Regions from separate parts of the Homo sapiens genome. Here region 2 is linked to region 1. Evidence: chromatin loops called from intact Hi-C (ENCODE). Cell type or tissue: K562. All regions are shown on one strand. Links, peaks and the distances in the headings refer to the core of each region. The heading gives the core; the rest is flanking DNA. Region 1 overlaps LOC105371777 (a long non-coding RNA gene). Region 2 overlaps KRT13 (keratin 13).

Region 1 (11,094 bases), core at 1,803-9,802:
TATGATAGGACAAGAAAGACAAAGACAGGGTAGTAATAATGGACAGGCCACAGATACACCCAATACCATCAACAGTCATCAGCTGAGAATATTTTATCCAGAGATTCATCACAAAAAAAATATTGTGAAAATGTTCATGTATCATCCCCAGCACCCTAGGAAGCAGTAGTTTCAGGTCACCACCCAGTCCCAAGCCTTATATGTCAGTGCTTCCGAAATCTTAATGTGCATACTTATCATATGGGGATCTTGTTAAAATGCAGATTCTGATCTAATTGTTCTGGGTTGAGGCCCAAGATTTTGGACATCTAACAAGCTCCCAGAGGATGCTAAGGCTGCTGATCCACGAGTCGCAAGATTATGGGTGATTTTGATCAATTAGCAATTCGATGCATTCCCCACAGTGAGTGTCGTGTCTATAAACCAGTCTCAATAGGTCCTCTATCAACTGAACAGGATAAACAACACAGCAGGAAAGGTGGCATCGTTAGAATCCCACTAGCACAGTCTTGCTCCAAGCAAGCTAAACCTGCAAGAGCACTAAGTCAGGCCTGGAAGGAAGATGTTTCTTAGGTTCTCACCAAGAACAGAAGACAGAATGAAGTCTAGAAATTAAGATCGATCACTTTGTCCCAAATTTTTCCTGGACTCCATGCGTAGTAAAAGCTATGAGAGGTTCACAAATCAGATTCACAGGAGAGGATGGAAAACACTTGTCCAGGATTGTCTATTGTGTTAGCTAACTAGCACTAAAAAATATACGTCTATATTTATGTATAAGTGAGTATTCACTTATAAAAATCTTTCTAAATTCTCTTCAAGGGCCATTTCTTTCTTCAGTGAACCAAATGATGGCTGAAGTTTTAAGAATAAAAACAACAGCCAGACGCAGTGGCTCATGCCTGTAATCCCAGCACTTTGGGAGGCCGAGGCGGGTGGATCACGAGGTCAGGAGATGGAGACCATCCAGGCTAACCCGGTGAAACCCCGTCTCTACTAAAAATACAAAAAATTAGCCAGGCATGGTGGCGGGTGCCTGTAGTCCCAGCTATTCGGGAGGCTGAGGCAGGAGAGTGGCGTGAACCCGGGAGGCGGAGCTTGCAGTGAGCCGAGATTGCGCCACTGCACTCCAGCCTGGGCGACAGAGAGAGACTCCATCTGAAAAAAAAAAAATAATAAAAAAAAATAAACAACAATAACTCTAACTGTGAAATTGCGTCCTATTCCATACTAAATTAAATCAGCTTAGACAGGCTGCTTTCATTTGTGTTATGGATGTCATTATTCTTTGTTTTCAAGAAATTTGTATTGGAATGAATGGAGTTGGAATAAAGAACCAGTGAAGAAGTGGTCATTAAATACCTGCTTCCTGCCTACTGCGGTGTGAGTCACTATTAGGAAGACAAAATAAGGAAGCTAGAACTTTAGGGAAGGAAATTACAATATACAAAAGAGTCCCTTTGCCCAACTGCAATTCCTGTCACCCATAATCATGGTAAATAATCCTAATAATTATTACCCTTGCTTGTATCATGATAAGGAAATTGATTTGAACTGGGAAACAGAAAACATGTCTCTTCAGTAAAGCTCTTTCCACCCTCCCACACTCAACAAAAGCTTCATAAAGCCACCCGTAACTCTTATGCCCCGTTCCACCGAGTCAACTCCTGTGACTGGCCTCACACCCTTCTCAAGTATCCAAGGCCTTCCCCGGTATGGTCTCAGCTTGTTTTTCCAGAGGGCGGCCGTCATTACCTGAATGGCAGGTTTGCTACGCAAGCGCCTTAATGTGGGGCTTTGTAGACATCACACCTGGGCCGTCATTAGTGTCGTCTGAAAATAATAATCAGCCAGCAGACCAAAGAAGGGCATTCCAAGAAAATTCACTACTACCAGTGTTTGGGGAAACCAGGGAATATCTAATTTACGTATTTATAGTTAATCAAAGAAAGGGCTAACTTACACACATCACACAAGGATAAGTCACCCCAACGTTTATTTATAACTACACCTGGCTACAGTGCTAAGAGTTGGGGGAGGCTGCGCACTTGTAGTTGGCAGCCCTGAGGAAGGAGGTAGCATCTCTAATCATTCCCAAATGGACAGGAGGCTGAGCCAGTGGTAGGAGAGCTTACTGTGGGAACATGGCTTTTTATATTTCTCTCTCAGTCTCCTATTCTCCTCCTACAATGTTAGGTGCTTGGAAGTTTCCAGAAGAGGCCTTTCTACAGGAGACAAGGCATTCTCTGTCTCTCTCCTCTGTCCACACCTCAAGTGTGGATCCACCAAAGGTCAATAGGGCCCTAGGGAGGAGATGACAGCATGCAAGACTGCCCTCTTCCACCCATCCACACTGTCTCTCAGTCAGCCAGATATCAGAGTGGCCAAGACCAGGCTCTGTCTTAGACCACACTGTGGCTGTCTTAGCACAGCAGATATCCACAGCCGGACCCTCCCCATCACATGAAGCAGAAGGAAGAAATAAGTCCCCTTGTGACAAGCACTTGCCTGCTATATGTTTTTACAGCAAACAAAGGTTAAAACTACATCCTTCAGAGAGGAACCACTGAGTCTTCAGGCGACTGGAGAAGGGGAGCTGGGAGCCTGCACCTCTGAGCAAGCCAGAGACCCATGCTAGGGGGTCAGAGATTGAGCAGGCTGGGCAAGAGGAACCCAGACCCCTGCAGGTAGGGATCATGGTGGGTAGAGTCTGGGGCTGGGAATTCAAGGCTTTGATCTATTTCCAGTATCTTTGTCTTCATAGTATCTGATCCTCCCCGTTTTGCCCCACCAGACGTGAGTAAGGAGGAGAATTCATAGCCAACTCCAATAATTCTTTATAATAAAACTTTATAAGTGGTATCTGCTACTCTTTATTTATTTATTTATTTGTTTGTTTGAGACAGAGTTTCGCTCTGTCGCCAGGCTGGAGTGCAGTGTCACGATCTCGGCTCGCTGCAACCTCTGCCTCCCAGGTTCAAGCAATTCTCCTGCCTCAGCCTCCCGAGTAGCTGGGACTACAGGCACATGACACCATGCCTAGCTAATTTTTGTATCTTTAGTAGAGACGGGGTTTCACCACGTAGGCCAGGATGGTCTCGATCTCTTGACCCCGTGATCCGCCCGCCTCGGCCTCCCAAAGTGTTGGGATTACAGCCGTGAAACGTCGCGCCCCGCCTGTGCTACTCTTAAAGGATCCAAAGGATATCTAGAAGGGATTCACGTGCTCGTTTGGGTCCCACAGTACATCGAGGTTTGGGAGCCTCTCAGATATTTGCTTCCTGTCCTCAATTTTGTTTGGGTGCCTCCAGTAACCTCTGATATTTATATAAAACTATCTCACTGTAAAAGGGGCAAAGACCTAGTCTTCTGCCTCCAGGGCTTCTCCTGTGGTCATTTCTCATGTCCTCGCCATTGTGTCAGCCCCAGCTAAATGTTTCTTCTACAGGAGGAAAGGGAGCATGTAACCTCTTGCTCTCAAAAATGGAGAGGGGAAGAAAAAGTTTAAGATGGGTAAAGAGAGACTAAAACTGCAGGCAGCCGTCTTGTTTTCTCAGTCTCCCCTAAACCCACTCCAAGCTGGACGAAACCATCTGTTCACAGAAAAAGTACAAAGGAAAGAAGGGTTTGAGAATGTCAGGTAGTAGACAAAAAAGTTTCAGTTCCTACCCTTACAATGATCCCTTCTCTAAGAGCTGGCTCCCTTTACAAGACAACTCGTCAGAGTTTATTTCTGTACTGGCATTTATGTCTTCAAGGCATCCAAGTATCTTGTGGATCTTTCAACAGATCAAAAGGCAGAAAGAAAAATGTTCTTGGATCAACTCCTAGAAAAATCTGAAACCAGATTTTCCTGAGATATTTCAGGCCAGTCAGTGCCTGTCAGCTTTATACTGTGGCATCTTTCTTTTCAAATATGGATTAAACCCTGCGATGAATGAAAAGATTAAAAGCTCATCATTCCAGCAGCCTTAGTTTCTAAATTGTTGTGCTATCTCCTTAAAAACTTCTGTGCATTTGTATCACGCTGTCTGCTCTTCGGGGCCACTGCTTGTGTTGCAGGGAAGACACAAAGCATGAGAGTTCCGAGCAGTGGGCAAAGATGCTTGTCAAGAGTGTTATAAGGGGGACCAGGCATTGGGAAAGGAGTTGAACCTGAGGGACTTTCAGATTCGATTATTTTCCTCTTAATCGGAGAAGAGTTTGAGTTTATAAACAACATAAAATAACAGATATATGGAAGATACTGACGTTTTGGAGGGCTATCAATAAGATAGGGCGTGGCCAAATTACAAATAAAGTTTATTAGGACACAGTCATGAACGTTTGTTTGCATATTGTCTACAGCTGCTCTTGCACAAGGACAGCAGAGTTGAGTAGTTGCAACAGTCTCTCCAGCCCACACAGCCTAAATATTTATGACCTGGCCTCTACAGAAAAGAAAAAAAAAAAGTCCATCCCGTACTATAGATATTAGAGCAGGAGAAAATGAGTTGAAATTACAGCAGAACAGTCAGGCCTATCTCTGTCAATATCTCTGACAATTGAAGGGGGCAGGCTATTAAATCTAAAGTTGAGAGGGCCTTGGCCCCTTCGCATGCTATTAAAGATGACTGTGGGTCATTTCAAAAACACCTGGATGGTTTAGAATAGGTGCAATCATTTAAAAGATTGAAAAGCATCTGCTTTTCCCCCAGGTAATTCATGTTTAGGGAACAAGTTAAAAATAGAAGATATATTTTGCTTTTCACTTTTAAAATTGTATAGCTTCCCAAATATTTTTCAAGATAATTGGTCAGCTGTTGCTCACTCAGAAGTAATGCTGTTCTTGGTAAAATGCCAATTTGAACAGAGAAAGAAGGATGGTAATGGTGACTCACAAACCAGTTTCACCCGGAGCCTGGGAGAGGGTGCTGCGGCCTTTTGGAATAGGAAGGCCACGAACACCCCCTGCTGGCTATAGGGCAACATAAACCCGAACTCATCCTTTTTCCTGATCCAAGGCTCGGGTTGGACAAAGATCAACCATACAAGTCCTGTGATGGAATCAAGGAATATCAAACATTCATAATTCATGCCCAAGGGATGGTAGCATCTTGAAATTCAAGTAGTTTGTGTTACATGTACAGCAGCAAAGAACCACTACTAAAACAAGAGATAACCAGGTTTTCAATTATCTCCCTTAAACCTCCTAACCCCATTTAAAAAAAAGTTTTACACTACAGCCTTCTACATCTCATTAAACACAATTCCTGTAACAATGAAAAAAGAACTTTCTTCATCGTTTGAAACAGATCCTAGCCAAGGGTCTTGTTCAAAATAGTTTTAATCATATGAAATTGCCAGGATCCTACTCTGCTGACCCCTACAAAAGGCAACCTGAATAGAATTAGTCGGTCGACAATTGACAAAGATATGCAGGAGAGCCTGCAGCTGTGATGAGGCTGCCCTCCTTGACTGATGGACACAGGGATTGTAGGCTAGGGACTCAGGACACAGCCCTCTGTCCTCACAATTTTCCTGAGCCTCCTCTGAATTCCTCTGACTGATGAAAATAGAGGCTGGGATTTCAAGTATCTTTTTCTCATTTAGGCAACCCTGCTCCACATGATACATAAAAATTTTTAATTAAGCTGTTTTTTTTTTTCCTTTTTAACACCAGTGTCCCAATAAAGAAGCTTCAGGAAAGGGGAAATGTTAAAATCGTGATCCTGTCATTGCCTCACTCTCTGAGGCTCTAAGAACAGGAATGTTTGCTAATAGATGGAGGAAAGGCCCTGTTGACTGTAACTGTGGGACTGCATGGGGATTATGCTACACAGAGCAGTGGAAGTTGAGGACTGAGGCTGGGATAGATGCAGACTGTGTCAAAAAAAACAAAAAAAAAACAAGCATTAAGAGGTCAGGGACTTCTGACTTGAAATCACAAGGGTCTGAGAAGCAAAAACATTTTAAAAGGTAAGAATACTAAGCAAATTAACATGTGGACTGGTGCATGTATCTAAATTTTGCAATAAAATCAATGTGAACCTGGGTTTCATGACCACAGTGGCCCAAATAATAAGCCCTTCTGTTGGCCCATTTTTCAGAGGAGTGTCACCCACACACACATGAGTTATAGGAAGAGTCTGAAGTCAAATAACAATTAAAGAAAAAGGGTAGGACAGCAACTCAGTCCCACAATTGTCTTTTTAAAATTAGGCAGAAATTTAAAAGCAAATTCTAAGTAGACTAATTTGAAGGATAAAGCGAGGAGAAAGTATGGGTGCCCATACCCTGAGCTCATCAAATACTTTGATCTATTTCTTAAAATGCCCATGAGGACTTAAGGCAATGGACTCTAACTTAAAAACACAAAGAACTATGGCATCTGATTTTTCAGACTTGAAAACACTGTGACCCAATTCCATCCTCCAGGATATGAACACAGCACGCTTTATAATTCAGTAATAGCCTGAATTATATCCTTAGCCTACAACATTACGTCTCCCAGGAGATTCCAATATGCAGTTTAAGGATGAGGACCACTGGCTGAAAGGTTTCTTTTGAATCTAATTATAATTCAATATAAAACTGGGGATAGAGGCTGGGCACAGTGGCTCACACCTGTAATCCCAGCACTTTGGGAGGCTGAGGCGGGCAGGTCACGATGTCAGGAGATCGAGACCATCCTGGCTAACACGGTGAAACCCCATCTCTACTAAAAATACAAAAAATTAGCCAGGTCTGGTGGTGGGCGCCTGTAGTCGCAGCTACTCGGGAGGCTGAGGCAGGAGAATGGCGTGAACCCGGGAGGTGGAGCTTGCAGTGAGCCAAGATTGCACCACTGCACTCCAGCCTGGGGGACAAGAGTGAGACTCTGCCTCAAAAAAAAAAAAAAAAAGAAAAGAAAAGAAAAGAAAACTAGGGATGGAAAGAAAGGAATGAAAGAGGGAAGGAAGGAAAACAGGAAAGGAAAGGAAAGAAAAAAGAAAAGAAAAGGGAAGGGAGACAGAGAGGGAGGGGGGAAGGAAGAATAAAGAAAGAGAGAGAGAGAAAGAAAGAAAGAGAAAGGCAAGCAGGGAGGGAGGGAGGGAGGGAGGAAGGAAGGAAGGAAGGAAGGAAGGAAGGAAGGAAGGAAGGAAGGAAGGAAAGGAGGGAGGGAGGGAAGGAGCTCTACAGCCACACAGCATATCCATCCGTTACAGGAGCAAATAAGAAAGTCAATCTTCCAGCAGAGGAAGCCAGAGCTAAATAAACACTTTAAATGTCATGAAATAAGACTTCAGAGCCCAAATGTTCCATTTTCTATTCAATAATACTATTTCCTTAAAGGTCTTGGTAACAGAGTTACCCCACGTATCTTGACCCCATATCCTGTGTTCATTCCCAGAACAAAGCTGACATGAATGATTCTTGTATGATCATTTACCAACAGAAACATGCAATCAAATTTCTTATTTTAATTAAGAAACATGGCACAATACATTTTAATTGGTAGTAGACACCATAAAAACAAGAAGGATTAAAAACACAAAGAAATGTCTTCCTCTTTAAAACAGATAATTTGGACTCCTCCTGTTCATCCATGCATTCACTTAATAACCATGGACAGCGTGCTTTCTATGTTAGATGCTGTATCCCCTAACACCCCTTTATAGCTCTTCATTGAGGTCTAGATATTTTGGCCCATGCTTCGGATGCAGCATTTCATGGGACACCCTGATGGATCTCCTGTGCTGTGCTTCCTTCTGTGGCTGTGGGTGCCACGCTGGAGCAATGCTTAGGAGGAGCGGAGTATTTCCAGGTGAGCCCCTACACTCACTGCACCTCCCATGCTCACTCTTCAACACACATTTGTTGGTAAAGGTCCAGTCCTCAAGCTTCAAGGTTTAGAAATTTTATTTTACCAAGGTTGGTCAGGAGCTAAGGGAATGGAGCCAGCTAAACCCAAGGAACAAGAAGCCCCCGTTCATTTACAATGGAAGTTGTCTTGCTGTTGTTTTGCCATTATACCATGAACCTGTCTTGGAATCAATGTGCCTGCACACTGAATTAGGTATCAGAAAATTGGTGATCATGGAATAAGGTAAAGGATTGAAAGGCATTTTTCTTAGGAACGCTTTTATACTGTTGGTGGGAGTGTAAATTAGTTCAACCATTGTGGAAGACAGTGTGGCGATTCCTCAAAGATCTACAACCAGAAATACCATTTGACTCAGCAATCCCATTACTAGGTATATACTCAAAGGATTATAAATCATTCTGCTATAAAGACATATGCAGACATATGTTTATTGCAGCACTGTTCACAATAACAAAGACTTGGAACCAACCCAATTGCCCATCAATGATAGACCAGATAAAGAAAATGTGGCACAGATACACAATGGAATACTATGCCGTCATAAAAAAGGATGAGTTCATGTCCTTTGCAGGGACATAGATGATGCTGGAAAGCATCATTCTCAGCAAACTAACACAAGGACAGAAAACCAGACACCGTGTGTTCTCTCTCATAAGTTGGGGTTGAACAGTGAGAACACATGGACACGGGGGGTGGGAGGCGCATCACATACTGGGGACTGTCGGGGCGTGGAGGGCTGTGGGAGGAGAGCATTAGGACAAATATCTAATGTAGATGACAGGCTGATGCGTGCAGCAAACCACCATGGCGCATCAATACCTATGTAACAAACCTGGATGTTCTGCACCTGTACCCCAGAACTTAAAGTATAATATAAAAAATAGAAAGACATTTTTCTATGGAATGTGAAGGCTACTTCAGTACCAAATAACAGTCTCTTGTGATGAGAGCACCATGTCTGCCAGGCGGCATCTGTTGCACAGCACTCTGCTGTGTCTTCCAGCCTCTGCCTCGTTCCCACTTCAGCCGGGCGTTCCTGCTTACATCTGTGGCAAGCTCTCAGCTAGCTTCTCCTCCCAGACTGAGAATCCTCCTAAACTGCACCTCTTGCCATTTACCCTCTAGGGGACAATAGACTTCTTCATCTTGTACCTGGGTGATACCAGGCTCTCAGAATTCCTAGGGATCAGAGGGGTGGGTAGAAGGACAGGTGGATCAGGTAGATGCATGAAGAGAGGCAACGCCAGTTACTCAGACTCTGCCTGGGCTACCAGAGTCCTGAGCTTCTTGCCCCCATTCGGGAGGTGTTAGGGGTCTCACTCCGAATCATTACTAGTTTGTTCTTTAGCTTTTATTTCCATTTCTTCCGTGTGTGTGTGTGTGTGTGTGTGTGTGTGCTGCCACTGATACTACTTTTCCCTCTCAGCGATTAAAAGAAAAAAAGATACATTTGAAAAAGTGGTGTATTATCTATTCTGTTAATATGATGTCAGTATTTATGAGGTGTGGTCTTTGTGCCTCTTTTTAAAGATATAAGGAATTACTCCATCGCCAAAGTTCGGTGGCTTCTCATATCACAGAGTAAAAGGCAGGTTCCTTGCTGGATGATGGCATCCACATCCCTCACCATTCACCTCCGAATTGCTGAGGTCCTTTCCACCACCCTCCCTTCCATCCCTGAGCACCCCCACATCCCCACTGCTCCACCCACACTCACACCTAAACTGCTATAGACCTTTGCACCTGAGCTGCCATATGGCTCTTTTCTTCCTGCTGTCATTCAAATACCACTCTCACAGGGAGGCCCATTCTCATCTCTCTACACACAAGGGCAACTTTCCCAGCCCTCCCCACCCTTCCTTTTTCTCCTCTGACCTACTCCCTTCACCTCTAGCTCCCACCCCTGAATCTAAGTTCCGCCAGGGCAGAAACGTTTGTGTTTTTTTAACTACTGTATCCCCAGCATCTGCAACAAAACCTTGCACACACTGATATTCACACAGACTTGTGAATTCATGAATGAATGCGTGAGTGAATGAATGAATACATCATATACTATACAAGGTTCATAGTAAAAAATAGCAGCCCCTGGTGTCCCCACTCCTGAATGTTTCTCTCTGAAATCTTTTAGCTATTGTTTCTGGTATTAACCTGCATATCTCTAAGGAATATGCTTACACTGCTATTTCTTGTTTTATCAACTTAAGACGTTAAAGACCGGGCACGGTGGCTCACGCCTGTAATCCCAGCACTTTGGGAGGCCGAGGTGGGCGGATCACGAGGTCAGGAGTTGGAGACCATCCTGGCTAACACGGTGAAGCCCCGTCTCTACTAAATATACAAAAAAAAATTAGCCGGGCGAGGTGATGGGCACCTGTAGTCCCAGCTACTCGGGAGGCTGAGGCAGGAGAATGGCGTGAACCCAGGAGGTGGAGCTTGCAGTGAGCCGAGATCACGCCACCGCACTCCAGCCTGGGCGACAGAGCGAGACTCCGTCTCAAAAAAAAAAAAAAAAAAAAAAAGAAGACATTAAAGACCTAAATCCCCATTGTAGAAGATGGCATCACAGGATTCTTACACCATCTCACACCTCCGGTTGCCATTTCTCTACCTTTCCAGTGTGATTACATCACATTGTCTTATAATTTACATATATATTATCTGTATGGGGTTTATATCCCTTTGCTAGAATGAAGCCTTGTCAGCAGGAATTTGTGTTTGTCTTGCTCACGGAAGTATCCTCATGGCCTAGAACAGTGCCAGGCCCTCAGCAGGTACTGAGTAAATATTTGTGGAGTGAATGGATGAATTCTGAGATTTATGGGCTGTGACTTATCCACCAGTTACTCATCGCTGCACTTTAGGGATGCGTGGGCCACCTCCATGTCCCTGTGCTTTTCCAGCTTGGACTCTCCCTCAAACTCTGCACTTTCAGGAAAACTTCAATGACTCCCTCCCACCCAGCTTTACTTGGGGATCCTTCCTCTATATCCACAAATCTTTTCGTGAACATTATATATAATTCCCGATTAGTCACCGTCTCCGGCTAGGCTGCCGCCTCCTCGGAATCATGGACTGTGTCTTGATTTCTGAACCCTATTGGCTATCACAGCATCCCACCTATTGTAATTGATTCTCAAGCAGCTATGAATGAAGGACACACAGTCCCTGCTTGCCACTTGGAGGCAAGAAAGAAACGACATCTTCCTGTTCCTGGTGAGCCCTAGGGTGAGTCACTTCACCATTTA
Region 2 (11,094 bases), core at 2,128-10,127, 590 kb before region 1:
TGAACAAGGAGGTGTCTACCAACACTGCCATGATTCAGACCAGCAAGACAGAGATCACGGAGCTCAGGCGCACGCTCCAAGGCCTGGAGATTGAGCTGCAGTCCCAGCTGAGCATGGTATGCCTGCAGCCTCCTGCCCGGTGGCGACCACCTCTAGGTTTCCCTCTGGCCTGGCTCCCTCTGTAACTTCTTGTCTGTCGCTCCACCAGAAAGCGGGGCTGGAGAACACGGTGGCAGAGACGGAGTGCCGCTATGCCCTGCAGCTGCAGCAGATCCAGGGACTCATCAGCAGCATCGAGGCCCAGCTGAGCGAGCTCCGCAGTGAGATGGAGTGCCAGAACCAAGAGTACAAGATGCTGCTGGACATCAAGACACGTCTGGAGCAGGAGATCGCCACCTACCGCAGCCTGCTCGAGGGCCAGGACGCCAAGTAGGTCCTCTCCAGCCTCTTTCTTAGGATAGTGACTGCAGGACCCGTGGGTGTCAGAGCAGGCAGGGCCTTAGAGATCCACCCCCTCATGTCAGAGAGGAGACCCCTCACTGTCTGACTTTACGGGGACATTTCCTTGGTAGGCTGCAGGGTTAACACCTTTAAACTTTCTAATTTGGGCCTCCAAGTTAGACTGGAGGGAACAGAGACCATGGAGGGAACATCTGATATTGGAAAAACATGAGCTTGGATACAGCTCAGCTGAACAAAGCTATTACTATGGTGCTTTAACTGCCTTTAGACCCTTTGCAGAAATCAAGCCACCCCTGTGGGCTCAGGGCTCAGGTGGAGGGTTGCGGGTTTGGGCGATCCAGAGGGAAGACAAACACCCTGAATCTTGTGGCTAATAATATCTCCCCTTGAGACCTCTCAGACAGACAGACAGGAAAGACAGACAGTCCCAGTGGGCACCTGATGCTGCTGTCCCTTGAGCTGGGGGCACAGCTAGGAGGCACTAGAGTCCAGCCCAGGGGCTTGAAATGATAAGCCGAGGCACTTCCCCAGAGGAACAGGTAAGCACCTGCCCTCAGTTACCCTCTGCTCATGGCCACCTCTGTCCTCTCTCCCAGGATGATTGGTTTCCCTTCCTCAGCAGGTAAGGGAACAGCCCCGTGGTGTAGGGGGAGGCAGAGTTAGCCTCCCATTCACTGCCCCAATGGGGGTGGGAGCTGGCGGGGAGGGAGGGAGCCAGTGCTGGGCTCTCCAGTGTAGGGAGGGGGAGAGCTGGGGTGGAAGTGGTCATTCGCTCACTGATTTTCCTTTTGAAACTGATGGCTCTGCCCCACAGAGCTATTTGGCTGTCTTGGGAAGAGCCATCTTTGGGGACAATAAAGAGTCTCCATCCACGCACCACCTGACTAATGAGGAGTTTGTGAGCCCTCCAGGGGGGCCCTGCCCTGTCCTGAGGTGGGTCTTCTCCAGCCTGAGCATGTCTTGTCTCTTGTTTCCCAGGAAGCGTCAGCCCCCGTAGCACCTCTGTTACCACGACTTCTAGTGCCTCTGTTACCACCACCTCTAATGCCTCTGGTCGCCGCACTTCTGATGTCCGTAGGCCTTAAATCTGCCTGGCGTCCCCTCCCTCTGTCTTCAGCACCCAGAGGAGGAGAGAGCCGGCAGTTCCCTGCAGGAGAGAGGAGGGGCTGCTGGACCCAAGGCTCAGTCCCTCTGCTCTCAGGACCCCCTGTCCTGACTCTCTCCTGATGGTGGGCCCTCTGTGCTCTTCTCTTCCGGTCGGATCTCTCTCCTCTCTGACCTGGATACGCTTTGGTTTCTCAACTTCTCTACCCCAAAGAAAAGATTATTCAATAAAGTTTCCTGCCTTTCTGCAAACATATTTTTGATTCTGGCCTGGTTTCTTAGGTGGCCCCTGCTAGGGCCCTGGTTTAGCGGGTGAGGGGGACACAGCTGGGCGGAGTAGCTAATCCAGACAACGACAAGCCTGGGGAGCTTCCTATCTAGGAAGGACAGACATAGGCCCATGGGCCATCTGAGCACACAGACACAACAACGGCAAACACAGGGGACACAGGCAGCTCACAGACGATGGTGTCCAGCAGACATGGACAGACGGAACACACCAGAGACAGCGCAGGGGCACGTGAGCCAGTTCAACAGCCTTGCAGATTAGGATGTTCAGTGAGAATGGCAGCTGATAGTAGAGTCAAGGGAGCGTGAAACATGGGCAAAAAGTACAGATGCCTCTGGGGCAGGCTGCAAGGGGCCAGTGAAGGGGTGATCTGGGGAGAAGGAGGCCCAGCCCCCACCTGCCACCTCCCTGCTTCCTGCAGAGAGGTTTATTCTCAGGCAAATGGCTCCTTGTTGGCCTGAGGCATCCACTCCTAATGTCCTCCCCAGCCCACCCCTAGGTCTTGCCACTCCCAACCACTCCTGGGACCAGCTCCCTGGCTGGCCGCTGCACTAACCTGGCCCCTTCTCTCTGTGCTCCCCACTCTCTCCCTGCCGCTTTGGCTGCCCCTGCTCTGATTCGCAACCTCTTCCTGCTCTGCTCACTCCTTGCACGTTGACTCACCTCCTGGATTCCGGTGTGGGTGTTCTTCTCTTTTTCCTCTTCACTGTCCCTGTGGGTCATCCAGGACATAACCATGGTTACAGTTGCCTGTATGTTCTGATAACGCCCAAACTCGAATCTCCACTGAGGCCCCTCCCAGCCTCAGACTCCCATTGCCAACAGTGAGCCAGACATCACCTCCTTCAATCCACCCAGGCAAAAGAGCTCCCATCATCCTCCCAGATCTGCTCCTTCCTTGCCCTTTATCCCGGAGAACCTGGAAAGCTGAGCCAGGAGCCCAGGAGTCATCCTGGCCTCCTCTGTCCCTCACCCCCTTCACAATGCTTCCCGTGGACACTGCATTAGCCATAATGTCCTTCCTGGTCCTAACTATGGGCACGTGGCCACAGCCTCCTCACTGGCCTCCCTGCCTCCATGCTCCACACTCCAGCAGGGGTGATTACTGGAAACTGAGTCTTCTTCTCAGCTTAGAGACACCCCAATCGCTCCCTGCTGGTCACTGAGGAAAGCCTAGACACCTCGCCTGCCTCCAGGTCCTGGTGGTGCAGCTTCTTCTGGCCTCTCCCCAGCTCTGGCTCCTACACTAGCCTCCCTCACTCACCCCAAATTCCTGCCATCCCAAACTGCCCTTGAGGAAGCAGGCAGGTGGCTGGGCACCCTGGGGATTTTGTTCGGTGACAGACCTCTGTCTGACCCAACCTTCTTCTCTCCTCTCTCTCCACACTCCTGTCATCATTTTATTGGAGACTACCAGTTTTTTATTCAAAATTCAGACTGAGATGGATGCCCCCTCCTCTGCAGCACCTGGCTGGGGTGGGGCACACTTGGGTGTTCACATGTGTGTGCCCACCTGTCCTAGAACTGACAGTATCGCTGAAGTGTCACTGAAGTGACAGTGAGAAAGGCAGGGCTGTGCCTTCCTCAAAGCGGGCGGGGGGGGGGGGGTCTCTCATCCAATAGAGTGCAGGTGGGCTCTGTCAGTGCTGATGAAAGGCAGAGGTGAATGAACAAACTGGGGAAATGCCCCTCCAGTGCCATTTGATTTTCGTTAAGGGGCTTAAGGCAGAGGGTAGATGGAGTTCCGGCACCCTGGCCATCTGCCCCCTTCCTCTGGCACCATCTTCATATTCCCTCCCCTCCCCTCTGCTGCTCCCCTGTGTGGTCTCCCCCTTCCTTGTCTTCCTTCTCTTCCCCCACCTCAAGCCTGAGTATGGGCTGCACACAGTTGTCTTATTCACACAGTGGTTGCTCAGACATGCCTGGCCCAGCTTGCTAAACTAGCAGAAAGGTGTCTACCCTCCACCATTCCAAATCCCACCCCAGACCCCGCCACCCACTTGTTCCTACAGAACAAGGTGGGGCTCGGCTCAAGTTCACGTGCCTGGAACAGCACCAGAGGAGCTAAGGCATTAAAGAGAAACAGGACATGCCCTTGCTCCCGGCACCTTTTAACGTTTTTGGTAACCTATTTGGTCAGCAGCTATCTATTGAGTGACCACTGTGTACCAAGCACTGTGTGGGGTCCTGGAGAAAGAGAGGCAGATGAAAAGAAGGCTCTGTCTTCAAGGAGTCCACGGGTTAACAGGAAGGTAGGAGGAGACACCCACAGCAATGAACAGTCAACAGTCTTCACAACTCTGCTCAGGTTTCATCGTTTGCTCTGGGTCTTCTCTGGTCTTCCCCACCGATCCCAGCAAGACCCTGTGCTGTCAGCAATGACTGGAGTGCAATGTTTGTGGAGCCCAGAGCCACAGGGACCTGATCTGCATTTGTAATCCTGGGCAAGTTACTTAACCTTCCTGGCCTGACTTCCTCATCTGCTAAGTCTTCCTTCCTCATAGGTTAATTAAAGTCAAGTGCTCAGAACAGTCACTGGTGCATAGTAAGTGCTCAGTAAACAAGATACCTCTGGTCATGATCTTTCTCGTTCTCTTTTCTAAGCTATGCGTTCCTTCTGGGTAGGGCTGGTTTCATCGTCAGTCTCATCCTCATACCTAGAACGTTATAAGGGCTCAATAAATGTGTTGAATGGAGAAATGAGGGAATAAATAGATACAAGCTATGGGAAATGAAAGTGGTAAGTAAGTATTGTACAGAGAGCACAGGAGCCCCTACCCTAGACTGAGAGAGGGGCCTGGGGTCTCAATGCTGAGCTACCCTGGCTGCTCCAAGGCACCCTGGGGTCCAGATCCCAGGGCTTATGGGGCCCAGAGCAGCCCCTCTTCCTGAGACCCCGGGCATGGCTGTTTAGGGGCAGCCCCCTCATTCTCTGAGCTAGTTTTGCAAAACTTGGTGGGGGGTGAGGGTAGTTGCCCACAGGAGCAGTGAAATGAGCTGCACTCTAGGCCCAGTGGGGACTCTGGCCTGGGAGCCTTTCACCCAGACCCCAGCAAGGACACTGAGAAGCTGGGCCCCATCTGAGGACCTATGTGGCCCCATCAGGAATCCCGGGGAAGCTCAGAGGGCAGGCCGAGAGCAGGTGTTTCTGCCAAAGCTACCCCAGGAGCCTTCTTGAGTTGGGAGTAGCAGGTGGTCATCCCGGCTCTCTGGTCAGAAGGGTAGGAGAGGCAGTGGGTGGGGAATCCGCCTCATTCTCTCTGGGACTCAACTCTTTATCAGGTGTGGGGCGGCCATTCAAGTGAGGGCAGATTTATCAGGCCTGCTGGGTCAATGCTCCCCTTCCCAGGGTTGACCTAGGTGCCACGCCCATGCCAGTCTCACACCGCTGATTCCCAGTGCTGTGGCTATGAGGAAACAGCCCCTTTCCATTGGCACCTGGCTAATGTCCATGCCAATGATTGTGAATGAGGCCATGTCAGCACAAGAGATGCCGGAATGAAAGAGATAACGGAAAGGGGGACACAGTAGCGCATCCTTTACTCTCATCCTTTCTTTCATTTCATCTTTACAGCAATCCCATGAATTGGCACAGCTGTGCCCATTTTACACATGGAAAGACTGAGGTCTGGACGGGGTCAAAGACCTGCCCAGCGGGAGAGCTGGGACCTGTGGTTCCAATGTGCTTTCCAAGACTGGGGCTGGTCCTTTGCCAAGGGTCAAGCATTCGGCTCCAGGAATCTGGGGGAGAAGTGAGGCTCTCTCCCAGACCCCAAAGCCTAGGGGATGAAGGAATCAAGCCTGTGATGTTCCTGGGGTGTCTTGGCACCTCAGAGCCAGGTCGGGTTCTGGAGGGAGGAGGGCAGCGGGTGGCACACAGAGGTGGAGAGACGTGGCGCTGTTCTGTGACTCCTGGTGCTTCAGCCACTTCCTCCTCACCCCAAGCAATAGGCACCTCCCTCTCTTCCTGGCTCCACCCTGGGGAATGAGCCAGGCTGCTGCCCTCCTCAATGCGATGGCTGTCCTGCCCAGGCCCTGCAGGGGGCAGGCTCACCCCAGAAAGCAGATCAGTGCCTCAATGGCCACCTGCTGGGATACAGGGTGGAGTGGCTGGGCCCTAGACCCAGTCCTGGCCGGGCCTGGTCTCAACATAGGGCCCCGTCCGGTCCCCAGCTGGGCCCTTAACAAGCAGGGTGTGGCTGCAGGCACATTCCAGGCCTGAGACCCCCTTGGCGCCTGTTCCCCTCTGTGTTGGGTGATAGTTTTGAGGATCCACAGAAGACCCTTGACAGGCAGGGTGTGGCTGCAGGCACATTCCAGGCCTGAGACCCCCTTGGCGCCTGCTCCCCCTCTGTGTTGGGTGATAGCTTTGAGGATCCATAGAAGATCCTGAGTATGAGATGGGGTGTCTGGGCCTTCCTGGCAGGGGACTCTCACTGTCCCAGCCAAGGGAAGCTCTGGGGAAGATTAGGAAGCAAAGTCACAGCAGGAGGTGCAGGGCGATGGGTGTGATGGACTCTTCCAGATTTTTTTTCTTTTTTTTTTTGAGAAAGAGTCTTGCTCTGTCACCCAGGCTGGAGTGCAGGGGCATGATCTCTGCTCACTGCAACCTCTGCCTCCTGGGTTCAAGCAATTCTTCTGCCTCAGCCTCCCAAGTAGCTGGAATTACAGACATGCACAACCACACTCAGCTAATTTTTGTATTTTTAGTAGAGACAGGGTTTCACCATGTTGGCCAGGTTGGTCTCTAACTCCTGACCTCAGGTGATCCACCTGCCTCCGCCTCTCAGAGTGCTGGGATTACAGATGTGAGCCACTGCGCCTGGCCACTTCCAGCTTTTCTTATCCAGCTGTGGGGGCCCTTCCTTCCTCCCTGCCTGGGTCAGGGCATCTGAGGGGCGGCCCAGGGAACTGGCCTCTTTTGGATGGTGTCCCTGGGACTGTTGGTGGCTGGAGCAGAGCAGAATATGTGGGTTGTGTCCCTTTGAGCAGCTCCTCTGGGGGCTTCAAAAGAGCTGGGCACTCTTTACACCCTCCATCCTCCTGCAGAGTTTGAAAGAAAATAAGCAGGTGGCGGGTGCTGCTGAGACTTGCACAGGCACCTGTTGGGGGTGGGTATTTGGGGGACTTGGCCAAGAGCTGGTATCCCTTTTTATGAACAGTCATAATGACTGTGGCTTCTTTCATCCAAGGATCTCAGACCAGTTTGAAAGTAAAATCCACAGTGTCAGGCATGGTTAATTACAGCCCGGAGCCCGCAGTCTGGTTTGCAGACACGCTGTTGTTCGTAGGAAGAGAGTCAAATCAATTGCATGCCGGCCCCTGTAAATGCAGACTACAAGTCCAATCAAACAGGGTGTTTGGAAAATTCGCTTTATGGTTCAGCTAAGTGATACTTGAATCAAGGGGACGCTAGACACTGAGGTACCAGCTCTTTTCTCCCAGTGGGCCTGGCTGTGCATCTCCCACAATCACAGCTTCTTCAAGCACACCAAGGAGAGAAAGGACGCTCTGAAATGCTCCAACCATAAAAGTGGGGTGGGGGAGTTAGGGACTCGGTGAGTCTGAGCAGGAGACTGTGGACTCTTCCAGATGGGAGCTGGCAGCCAGTGCAGCTGTGCAGGGAGCGCTGGCCCCAGGGGAGAAGGTGGTGGGCCCTGAGATGTGGAAGGCCGAGCTTGGCCACAAGAGGACCAGAGAGGTATGGCTTAAGGCTGGAGTTAGGGTGGCTCTCTGGGCATCTGCCACGGCAAAAGCAGCTTGGAGCAGAACCTTGAAGTCCTGGGCAAGTGCAAAAACCACACCCCAGGGGGAGAGAAAATACTTTTGTATTTTGGGGGAGATGAGATTTCTAGAGTAACTCCGGGCCTGGTCAAGTGGGACTTTGAAGGCCCGATGAAGGTCAAGGCCTGATGGGGGCTCAGGAACAGGCCAGGAACAGCAGGTTGGGAAGCTGGACCTATGCTCCTTGTAGGGCCCCAGAGTCTCAGGAGGAGTCACTGCTCAGGACCAGGACCAACACTGTGGAGGGGCAGCCAGGCAGTGGGGGGGACCTCCTTCACCACTGAGTCATGTTCAGATTGTCTTGAACCTGGTGAGGCCGGGTGATAGCAGGGGGCAGGTGGACATTTGGGGCACAAGCTGGGGGGTGGGAAATGGAGCAGAGAGAGACTTGCTAAATCTTGTCCAGGAAGGTCTGAGTCACCCTGTTGAAGGCAGCTGCCATCAGGATGGAATGTCACTGAGGTGGCCAGGATGGGAGGCAGGATAATTCAGCTTCTGCATCTCCAAGTACTGTTTGGACTTGGGAGGGCAAGAATGACAGCCACTGACAGCAGGGTGTGAGAGGACAGGAAGGCACGATTCTCCAAGGGAAGCCCTCTGTGTCTGACCCTGAGAACAGCCAGCCATGGTGACAGGCCATCAGGGAAGGAGGGAAGAAAGAGCTGCATTTGTGTGGCCAAGGCTCTCAACCAGTGATGTTTCCTTACTGAGGGTTTCAGACACAGGACACTCAGATCAGAATTGCAGGTAAACAAACAACAACAACAACAACAACACAGACACACACACACACCCTATAAGTATGCTCCTAATACCACATTTAAAAAATTTGCTAAATCTGGCAACCCTTTCTTTATCAGGTCTGTGAATGGCCCTGAGTTTTCCACCATCAAAACTGAATAAACAGCCAGGCACGGTGGCTCACGCCTGTAATCCCAGCACTTTGGGAGGCCGAGGCGGGTGGATCACAAGCTCAGGAGTTTGAGACCAGCCTGGCCAACAAGGTGAAACCCCTCTCTAATACAAAAAATTAGACAGGCGTAGTGGCGGGCACCTGTACTCCCAGCTACTCGGGAGGCTGAGAGGCAGGAGAATGGTGTGAACCCAGAAGGCGGAGCTTGCAGTGAGCCGAGATCTTGCCAGTGCACTCCAGCCTGGGTGACAGAGCAAGACTCTGTCTCAAAAAACAAAAACAAAAACAAAAACAAAAACAAAACTGAATAAACGAGACTTTTCCTGGAGTTTTTGGAAAAATTACATTGGTGGCTAGAAAGGGCTTAATTGTAGGGTTTCCCCTTTCTGTGAGGCTTTCTTCAACTTTGTGTACCTGTTGTTGCATGTCGGCACTAGAATCTAATGTAAGTTGACAGTGGATTTGGCATGAGCTGTTGATGGGGTTATTTGACACAGAATATATAGAACCCTGCTTTTCAGGGGAGGGGCCAGGGCTCCCAGGTGCTTTGTCACTTGAACACATTCTTCGTTCCAAGGAAAATTTAGTCATGTGGAGGAAATGAGAATGAGTTGTGGGTCTCCCAGGGTCCTGGGTGACCGTTGGGTGCTGGGTGGATCTGAAGAGGTTAAAACATGGAATGAACATTTCTTAGGTGCTTCTTCTGGTGGGAAATTCTCTAGGATCTGGGTGTATGGACCTCAAGGGTGGAAGAGGCAGTAGGAGAAAACCAGAAAGATGGAGCTGAAACCAGCAGGCTGCTCTAACAGAGACAACCATTGGCCTTCTGCAGAGATCTTATTCTTGTCTGTGCCCATTTCTGGTTGGCCTGGCCATCCCAGAGGCTGCTGTCTGGTTTGTTTGCTTCACTATCTTTGGGGCCTTTGGGTAGTGGTGACCAGCATGTTCTGACCAAAGCCCAGAGAAGCATAAAAAGAGACACCCTGCTTGAAGAACTCACTCCCTCCTTGGGCACACTGTGACAGCAATGCCTTGTGCATGGAAGGGACTGTTCAGAGCTGGGCAGAAGGAGACTTGGGCTTGATATTTCAGGCCTTTGCCCATGGAGAACCTTGGTTTTCAGATGGAAGTTCATTTGAGTGTGCAGACTTCTTTCTGCCAAAGAAGGGGCCAGAAACTCAGGAGTTGATGTTGAACTTGGCAGCCTTCCAAGATGGGCGTGGGGAAAGGCCAGGATGCTTTCTGTTCCTATGGCGGCATTCCCCTTCTTCCTCCTGCCCCCAAGCTGGGATCATGGCGGATAGGTCATCCTGTCAGCACTGCAGCCTGCAGGTGGTGTGAGGGCTTTTGGAAGCTTCTAGAGTAAGGGTCAGAGGCCAGATGGAGACTTCTAGCTGAGGGGACTGTTGCAGCTCTGGACACAATCCTAGACCATGCCTCTTCGAGTAGCTGTCTTTTCTTTGACAGCTGGGTTAGGCCTCTGAATTAGTATTCCATTAAACCAGGGCAAGTGGTTTGTGCCCTGGAAACAGCATTGGACTGGGGTTCTGACTATATGGGTACTAATAGCAGTTTCAGTCTCTTAAATCTGTGAAACGACTTCCTGTTTATCCAGCCCCTTTGGATGTAGTTCTCACAATCCCGTGATTGTGGTGTTATGACCTCCACAGACCTATTGTGAAAGCTGAGGCTCAGAGGGATGGAGCAGCTTGAACTTAGTTCTCGCTGAGTCCCGGCTCAGGGCCCTTCCCTTGGGTCGGGGGGTTGGCTGTGCAGTCAACAATAAGGAAAAAGGCAAGACACTGAGGGCAGCTGAAAGACTTTTACCTTTGACGAGCTGGTCACCTGCTCCAGGGAAGGTACATTCCTCTCCCCACAACCCTAGAGGCACCTCTCTGGTCCACAGTGTCCCTCCTGATGCTCAGGTGAGAATGATGGGGACATCTAGATATTCGGATTAGCAGACTCCTTGCTTATTCAGTTGTCCTGAGAGAAACCTAGAATCAGCTTCAGATATGGATCATACAGTACAGGGGTTAAAACAAAAAAGAAAATGAGAATATTAACTTCAGATGCCTACCAGCCAGAGATCCCGAACAGAGAAGAGCTCTGCAAAGGGCTTGGTGAGGGCTGCCCTATGGCCCATTTTGCAGGACAAGCACGCTGTGTCATGAACAAGGGAAACCGAGGCATGGGTGTATTGAGGACTTGCCTGAGTGGGCCCAACAGAGACAGCCAGACTCCACGCTAGTTGTCCCAGAAAATAAAGTCAGGGGTGCTTAGGGGAGGTTGGGTCGGAGCCCCAGTCTTGGTCCTGATAGTCCAATGGTTCTCAACTGGGGGTGGTTTTGCCCCCTGACTCCTAACCCGGGGAACATTTGGCAATGTCTGTAGACAGTTTTGGTTGTCAACACTGGGGCAGGGGGTGGCTACTGGCATCTGGTGGTAGAGTCCAGGGATACTGCCACACATTTTACAAAGCACAGGAGAGCCCTAAACAACAAAGAATGACCTGGCACGAAGGGCTGAGGTTGGGAAACCC

What was found. A loop is a pair of places that touch in the nucleus more often than their neighbours do. Peaks named below come from ENCODE experiments on the same cell type or tissue, not always from the same donor. Only the 100,000 strongest peaks of a DNase experiment are listed, where the experiment ranks them.
Region 2: it touches region 1 in a loop (4-fold over the local background); 24 of 110 quality-filtered maps call a loop at or near these places.

The regions. Positions count from the first base shown.
Region 1 is chr17:40,903,321-40,914,414 of GRCh38, reverse strand. The region is part of intron 1 of LOC105371777 (a long non-coding RNA gene); the gene reads right to left. Among named protein-coding and RNA genes, the nearest start is that of KRT20, 24 kb to the right of the region's middle. In K562, for the core only: a CTCF peak has its summit at 4,945 (motif pointing left); a DNase peak (open chromatin) is centred at 4,914; H3K27me3 peaks cover 2,785 bases.
Region 2 is chr17:41,491,709-41,502,802 of GRCh38, reverse strand. KRT13 (keratin 13) reads left to right here. Exons shown (of 8, transcript NM_153490.3): 5 at 1-116; 6 at 209-429; 7 at 1,059-1,084; 8 at 1,441-1,822. The coding sequence ends at 1,547. Among named protein-coding and RNA genes, the nearest start is that of KRT36, 7.3 kb to the right of the region's middle. In K562, for the core only: a CTCF peak has its summit at 5,903 (motif pointing right); DNase peaks (open chromatin) are centred at 2,572 and 5,862; H3K4me3 peaks cover 362 bases.